2 separate regions of the Homo sapiens genome follow, and region 2 is linked to region 1. A link is a loop called in an ENCODE intact Hi-C map of the cell type or tissue named here. Cell type or tissue: CD4-positive, alpha-beta T cell. All regions are shown on one strand. Each heading gives the region's core, and the rest is flanking DNA. Links, peaks and the distances in the headings are about the cores only.

Region 1 (2,910 bases), core at 128-2,627:
TGCTGCTGTATTTCCCCCCAGCAGGCTTGGCAAGATCCATTGTTCCACATCCCCATGAAGGGGTAAAAGACAACGCCAACCTGAAATATGCCAGATTGGTATACTGATTATTGCAAGAGGAAAACACTGGAGAAATTGTAGTTTCTGAAAGGCTGAGCTGACCTGTCTCTTGCTACATGAAGCAAGCAATAAAGATTCCTCTGGGAGGAGTCCCTTCTCCACACCAGACAGAGAAAATAACACTTATCAACGGAGACTGGGAATTGGAAGTCACCATGGACCTGAATAAACATACTTAACAGTAACCCTTATCTTCCACTTGGTTCACAGCTCACCACTACCATGTATCTCCTAGTGACTTCCCTAGAAAATCTACTGCCCCATAGCCAGATTTTCTTGGTGCTGTCATTTCTTCTCAAATGTATCACTCTATCTAAAAAGTATAAAAGTTTCTTGCTTTGGCCACTTCTTCATGCTTCACCCTCTTACGAAGATCCCCATATACATGTAAAATTAATGAAATTTGTATACTTTTCTCTTGTTAATCTGCCTGTTGTTGATTTCGTTTCTAGATCCAGCGGAAGAGCTCACTAAGAGCTAAAAGAAGGGGTTACAGGTGATCTCTGGCTCCCCAACACTCCCCAAGTTGATGACTGGGTGGGGTCTTGCAGCATTCCTGAGGCAAACACATCCATCATCTCTCCAGGGAAGTCCAAACTAAGCAGAGGTTACTTGGAGCCAGGACCTCAGACTCCCAAGCCTGGTGAGTCAGGTTTTGGGGTTTTTGTATGTGTGTGTCTTGCTTTTTGTTTTTTTTTTTTTTAGAGACAGGGTCTTGCTCTGTTGCCCAGGCTGAAGTGCAGTGGTACAACCTTGGCTCACTGCATCCTCAAACTCCTGGGCTCAAGCAATCTCCCCACCTCAGCCTCCTGAGCAGCTGGGACTACAGGCATGGGCCACCATGCCTGACTAATTTTTATTATTATTATTATTTTTAGATATACGATCTCACTATGTTGCCCAGGCTAGTCTTGAACTCCTGGCCTCAAGCCATCCTCCTGCCTTGACCTCCCAAAGTTCTGGGATTATAGGTGTGAGCCACCGTGCCTGGCCAAGAGTCAAGGTCTGAACTAGATTGGATGGTTCTAATAGCTTCTCTTTACGAAAGCCCTCAGCACTCACCCCTAAGTTAAAGCTCTCTCTTCCCTGTCATACCTGGTTCCTGTCCCTCCCTGGTCAGCTTGGCTGCATGCCAGTCCTTGGCTCTTCCCCTCCCCACTTGCCTCCAAGCTAACCAGCTGCCTGTTCACACAGCCTTATTCTGGGTAGGAAGCTGGGAAGTTGGTAGCATTGGCTTGTTAGCCTCTTGTTCCTGTCCTCCAGCTACTTAAGTGGAGTCACACAGTATATTCAGACCCATATGTGTGGATTTCACTAGTCAAATCCTGGGAAGCCAGTCTCCTGCCTGTTGTTTCTGTGGGGCATGCCCACCCCCCGCTATGTATTGTTCTCCATGCTCAGGCCTTTGAATGGAGTTTGAATGGGGTTACCAATGGTGTCCACTTGGCTGGGGGCCAGGTTTGTAATGGCGGTAGGATGCGGAGAGCAGCAGCCCCAACCCTTTCTGGGAAACAAATTGACCACGTTGCTGTAGTTGGTTGTTATGACCACCAGAGTGCGCAGTATGCACAGTTTTGGGAGAGCCAGTTAAGAAGGGTGGCATTTTAAACCTAAAATTAAGTGATAGCAAAGACGGAACTTATGATGAAAAAAAAATGAAAATAAAATTAAACTAGATAAACCTACTGCCTCTGGGTATTCCAGCTGTGTTCCCTGTCTTCAACCTGGGCTCAGTAACAGCGCTTCAAGAAGGGTCCAGCTGGTCTTTCTTACCTGGCTGACCACTGAAACTGCCCTCCCGCTCCTGGCCCTTTTTGGCCCTGGGAAGGCCCTTGCAGCTGCTCCTGGGCCCCATCTCTCTAGAACAGATGCTGGTCCCATGCCCCTGCATGACGCCTGATGGGGCTGGGACATCCTTGGCCTTTCTGTTCCAGCAGTCTGATCTGTGGCCGACTTCTTCCCACATTTTTCCTTTGAAGGAGCTTTCTCTGTCCTCTACGTTGTGGTAGTGTGGTCCTTTTGCCTGTAACGAAATAGTGCCTGCTCTGTGTAAGAATGAAAGGCACTGGTGTCTTGTGGTCTTCCCCTAAGAGCAGAGATATGAGCCACGTGTTCGTGTTGGGTAGGACTTGTTGAAACTGACTCACTAAACAAAAACACTGAAGATTAATGTAAACCTAAATGCCAAATTGTTTGTCTGCATTAAAAGCAATGACGGCCGGGCGCGGTGGCTCACGCCTATAATCCCAGCACTTTGGGAGGCCGAGGCGGGTGGATCATGAGGTCAGGAAATCGAGACCATCCTGGCTAACACGGTGAAACCCCGTCTCTACTAAAAATACAAAAAAAATTTAGCCGGGCGTGGAGGCGGGCGCCTATAGTCCTAGCTACTCGGGAGGCTGAGGCAGGAGAATGGCGTGAACCCGGGAGGCGGAGCTTGCAGTGAGCCGAGATCGCGCCACTGCACTCCAGCCTGGGCAACAGAGCGAGACTCCGTCTCAAAAAAAAAAAAAAAAAAAAAAAAGCAATGCTAACCCATTCCATCTAACAAGGATTTTCCATGTGCTAAGCACTAAGCTAAATGCTTTACAGATACCATTTAATTCAATCATAGAAATTCTATGAAATTAATGATAATTCCTCCATGTTATGGATGAAGACTCTTAGACTCAGAAAGGTTAAGTGACTTGCCTGAGATCACAAAGCTTGTAAGTGGCAGTACTGGGATAGGAAATAGACTGAGCTGGCTTCCAGTTTGCCCTCTGTCTGCCTCCACCTGAGCTGCCCACT
Region 2 (2,910 bases), core at 223-2,722, 190 kb after region 1:
CCTTCTAAGGAAGCAGTCTAGTGGGAGCTGTGGTGTTTAGCAGCAGAGGCGTTGGAGCCTGACAGACCTGACGGGCGTCCCAGCTCTGCCACTTCCTAGCAGTGTGACCATGGGTCAGTTACTTACCTTCTCTGAGCTTCAGTTTCCTCAGTAGTAAGGTGGAAATGATAACAGTACTTACCTCATAAGGTTGTGGTGAAAGTTAAATGAGGTAATCCATGGTACTTGGCAAATACATAGCCAATAAACATTATTAGTAGTTACTAATAAGAGAAGGTAGTGATTCAAAATCATACAGCAGAGCTGGGATTTGAGCCTACCTCTCTGCAACTGTAAAAAGCCTGACCCCTTCCATTATGCCACAGTGCCTTGGGTTCAGGCTGGGCTGAAGTGTCAGGGGAGACTCCTGGAAGAAGGGGCTGGAGCTGGACGACAAGAAGGAAAGAAGCATTCCAGATGTGAAGAACAGCTGGAACAGAGGTGCAGCAGTTGCGATGGGCAGGGTGATCGTGGAACACAGGGAGGGGGGTGGTGAGGAGGGCTGAAGTGGGAGATGGAGGATTGAACTGCTACATGATGGGAACCCCCTGGATAAGGCACTCAGAGGGTCAGTGAGCATTATTAGAGGCAGGACAGATGGCCCTCGCCACTCAATCCCTCTGAATTTCCCAATCCTCTGTCCCGCCACTCCCGCTAACTCTACAGCCCCTCTCAGTTCTCACCATCTCCCCTTCCCATTTGCCCATGCTGTCTCCTCTGCCTGGTCCCAGGCCCCTCCCATCTCTGCCTGTTGAGCCCCCTCATCCTTAGAGGCCTATTTCAAAGGATACTATAACCCCCAGGGAACCTTCCAGGCCCCTAGACAGAAGCATGACAGCATGCACAGCAGCATCCCTTCAGGTGCCCTGGAGACACACCATCCTTCATGCATCTTGCTGCCGTCTTCCGTTTTCTCAAGTGTGACTTTTCTCAGTCTGCTCAGCCCCACCACGTGGTCGTCTCCAGTGCCCCATCCCTCGGGGCGCACCCAGTTCACACTGACCCGCCTGGCTGCTCCAGCAAGAATGAGGAAGTGGCTTTGTATTGAAAAGACCCACGCTGAGAAGTGGACAGCTCTTTTCCTTTCTTTTTTTCCATGTCATTTCTCCATTTACCCATTCTTGGTGTAAGCAGAGGTCCCAAGCTCAGCAGGGGAAACTCCAGGCAGAGGAGAGTGCACTGAGCCACATTTTCTGACTTCCTTTTTTTTTTTTTGAGACTCACTCTGTTGCCAGGCTAGAGTGTAGTGGCATAATCTCGGCTCACTACGACCTCCGCCTCCCAGGTTCAAGAGATTCTCCTGCCTCAGCTTCCCAAGTAGCTGGGACTACAGGCACGCACCACCACACCCAGCTAATTTTTGTATTTTTAGTAGAGAGGGCGTTTCACTATATTGGCCAGGATGGTCTCAATCTCTTGACCTCGTGATTCACCCGCCTGGGCCTCTCAAAGTGCTGGGATTACAGGTGTGAGCCACCGCACCCAGCCTTCTGATTTCTTAAGACATGAATTTGAGGCTGCCGTTGCCAAATTACGTAGTCAATTTATCAGTTGAATTCATAGGACTGCTCTGTCTCAGGTGAAACTTAGGGCACTGACCTCGATGAGAATGAGACAGTGTCATATGGGAAGATATGGACAATTTAGAGGCCCCCCCCCGCCCCCGCCCCCGCCCCCGCCCCAACAACATCTACTCCACCGCGCCTCCTAGTGGCAGAAGCAGTCCTTGCTCCTCTACCTGCGGAGGCTCCTGCTGCCTTGCCCGAAGATCTTGCAATGACCTTGCCTGGAAGTTATCCTGCAGCGTTTTAGTTATTTATTGCTGAGTAACAGGCCACTCCACATGTAGTGACTTAATTGGGTTTGCTCAGATGACTGCAATCACTGGATGCTGGGCTCAGCTGGGATAGTTGGAATGGCTGATGCTGGGCCTCTCTGTCTACAGCATCCTCCTTCCCAGTTTCTTCATGGCACGGTGACCTCAGGATTCCGGGAGAATGGAGGCAGGAGCTAAGCATCTGAGGCCTGGGCTCTGCAACTTGCATTATGTCACTTATAATACATTCTCCTGGTTAAAGCTAGTCATCAGGCCAACCCAGATTCAAAGCGTGAAAACTAGACTCCTCTTCTGGAGCATAATATGGTGGGCATCTGTCACCTGAGGAGAGGCCAGTTCTCTTCATGCCCCACTCACGTTGTCTCCAGCCCCATCATGGATAGATCCTTGCCTGCCTAATTCCTGAGTCAAGTCTGGGAGGAGGCAGCACACACATCAAAAGAATTGCAAGATTTTGCTAACTTATATCAGCAAAAATCTGGATAGCGTATATCAGAATGTTTTCTGTGGGTGCTAATCCAGGGACGGAGGAATATGACTTTCACCGGGCTGAATTTATTAATATAGGTACATTTAGCTGAGATTCTAGATTCAATGTGCCAGTGTGAGCAGCTAGGAGTGGTTTTGTTTGCTTAACTGGTTGACTGACTCCTGGATTCAATCAAGGCCTGTGCTCATTGAAATTGAGATGCCAGAAGTTCCTCGTTTTAATATAGAAGATGCAATCCAAAGACCAAGGGAGGGAGGAATGTTGAGGTGACTGTTCCCTGTGTGGCCCACTCCCTCTCCTTGGCTAAGCTCCACATGCCTAACTTCCTCTTGTACAGAAAGACCCCCTTCACCAAGGCACCCAGAAACACATGAGTGAGGGAAGCATCTCTGAAGCATGTTGCAGCACTTGCTCTCTGTGGGCTCGGCATACTGGTGGGAGATGCTGCCATGAAAATGGACTCCATGATTTCAGTGGAAATGATAGGACCCCAGGGGAGCAGAGGGCGAGCAGCACTCGACCACCCAGGACATCAGACCTCAGG

What was found. Hi-C counts contacts between places; a loop is a spot of excess contacts. Peaks named below come from ENCODE experiments on the same cell type or tissue, not always from the same donor. Only the 100,000 strongest peaks of a DNase experiment are listed, where the experiment ranks them.
Region 2: a loop joins it to region 1, with 19 times the contacts of the local background. A loop is called at or near these places in 4 of 110 quality-filtered maps.

The regions. Positions count from the first base shown.
Region 1 is chr11:75,387,221-75,390,130 of GRCh38, forward strand. No RefSeq gene overlaps it. Among named protein-coding and RNA genes, the nearest start is that of RPS3, 11 kb to the right of the region's middle. In CD4-positive, alpha-beta T cell, for the core only: CTCF peaks have their summits at 1,678 (motif pointing right) and 1,879; a DNase peak (open chromatin) is centred at 1,651.
Region 2 is chr11:75,575,633-75,578,542 of GRCh38, forward strand. No RefSeq gene overlaps it. Among named protein-coding and RNA genes, the nearest start is that of MAP6-AS1, 6.1 kb to the right of the region's middle. RefSeq lists an enhancer at 875-1,375 and a silencer at 2,498-2,666. In CD4-positive, alpha-beta T cell, for the core only: a CTCF peak has its summit at 1,773 (motif pointing left); DNase peaks (open chromatin) are centred at 1,069 and 1,739.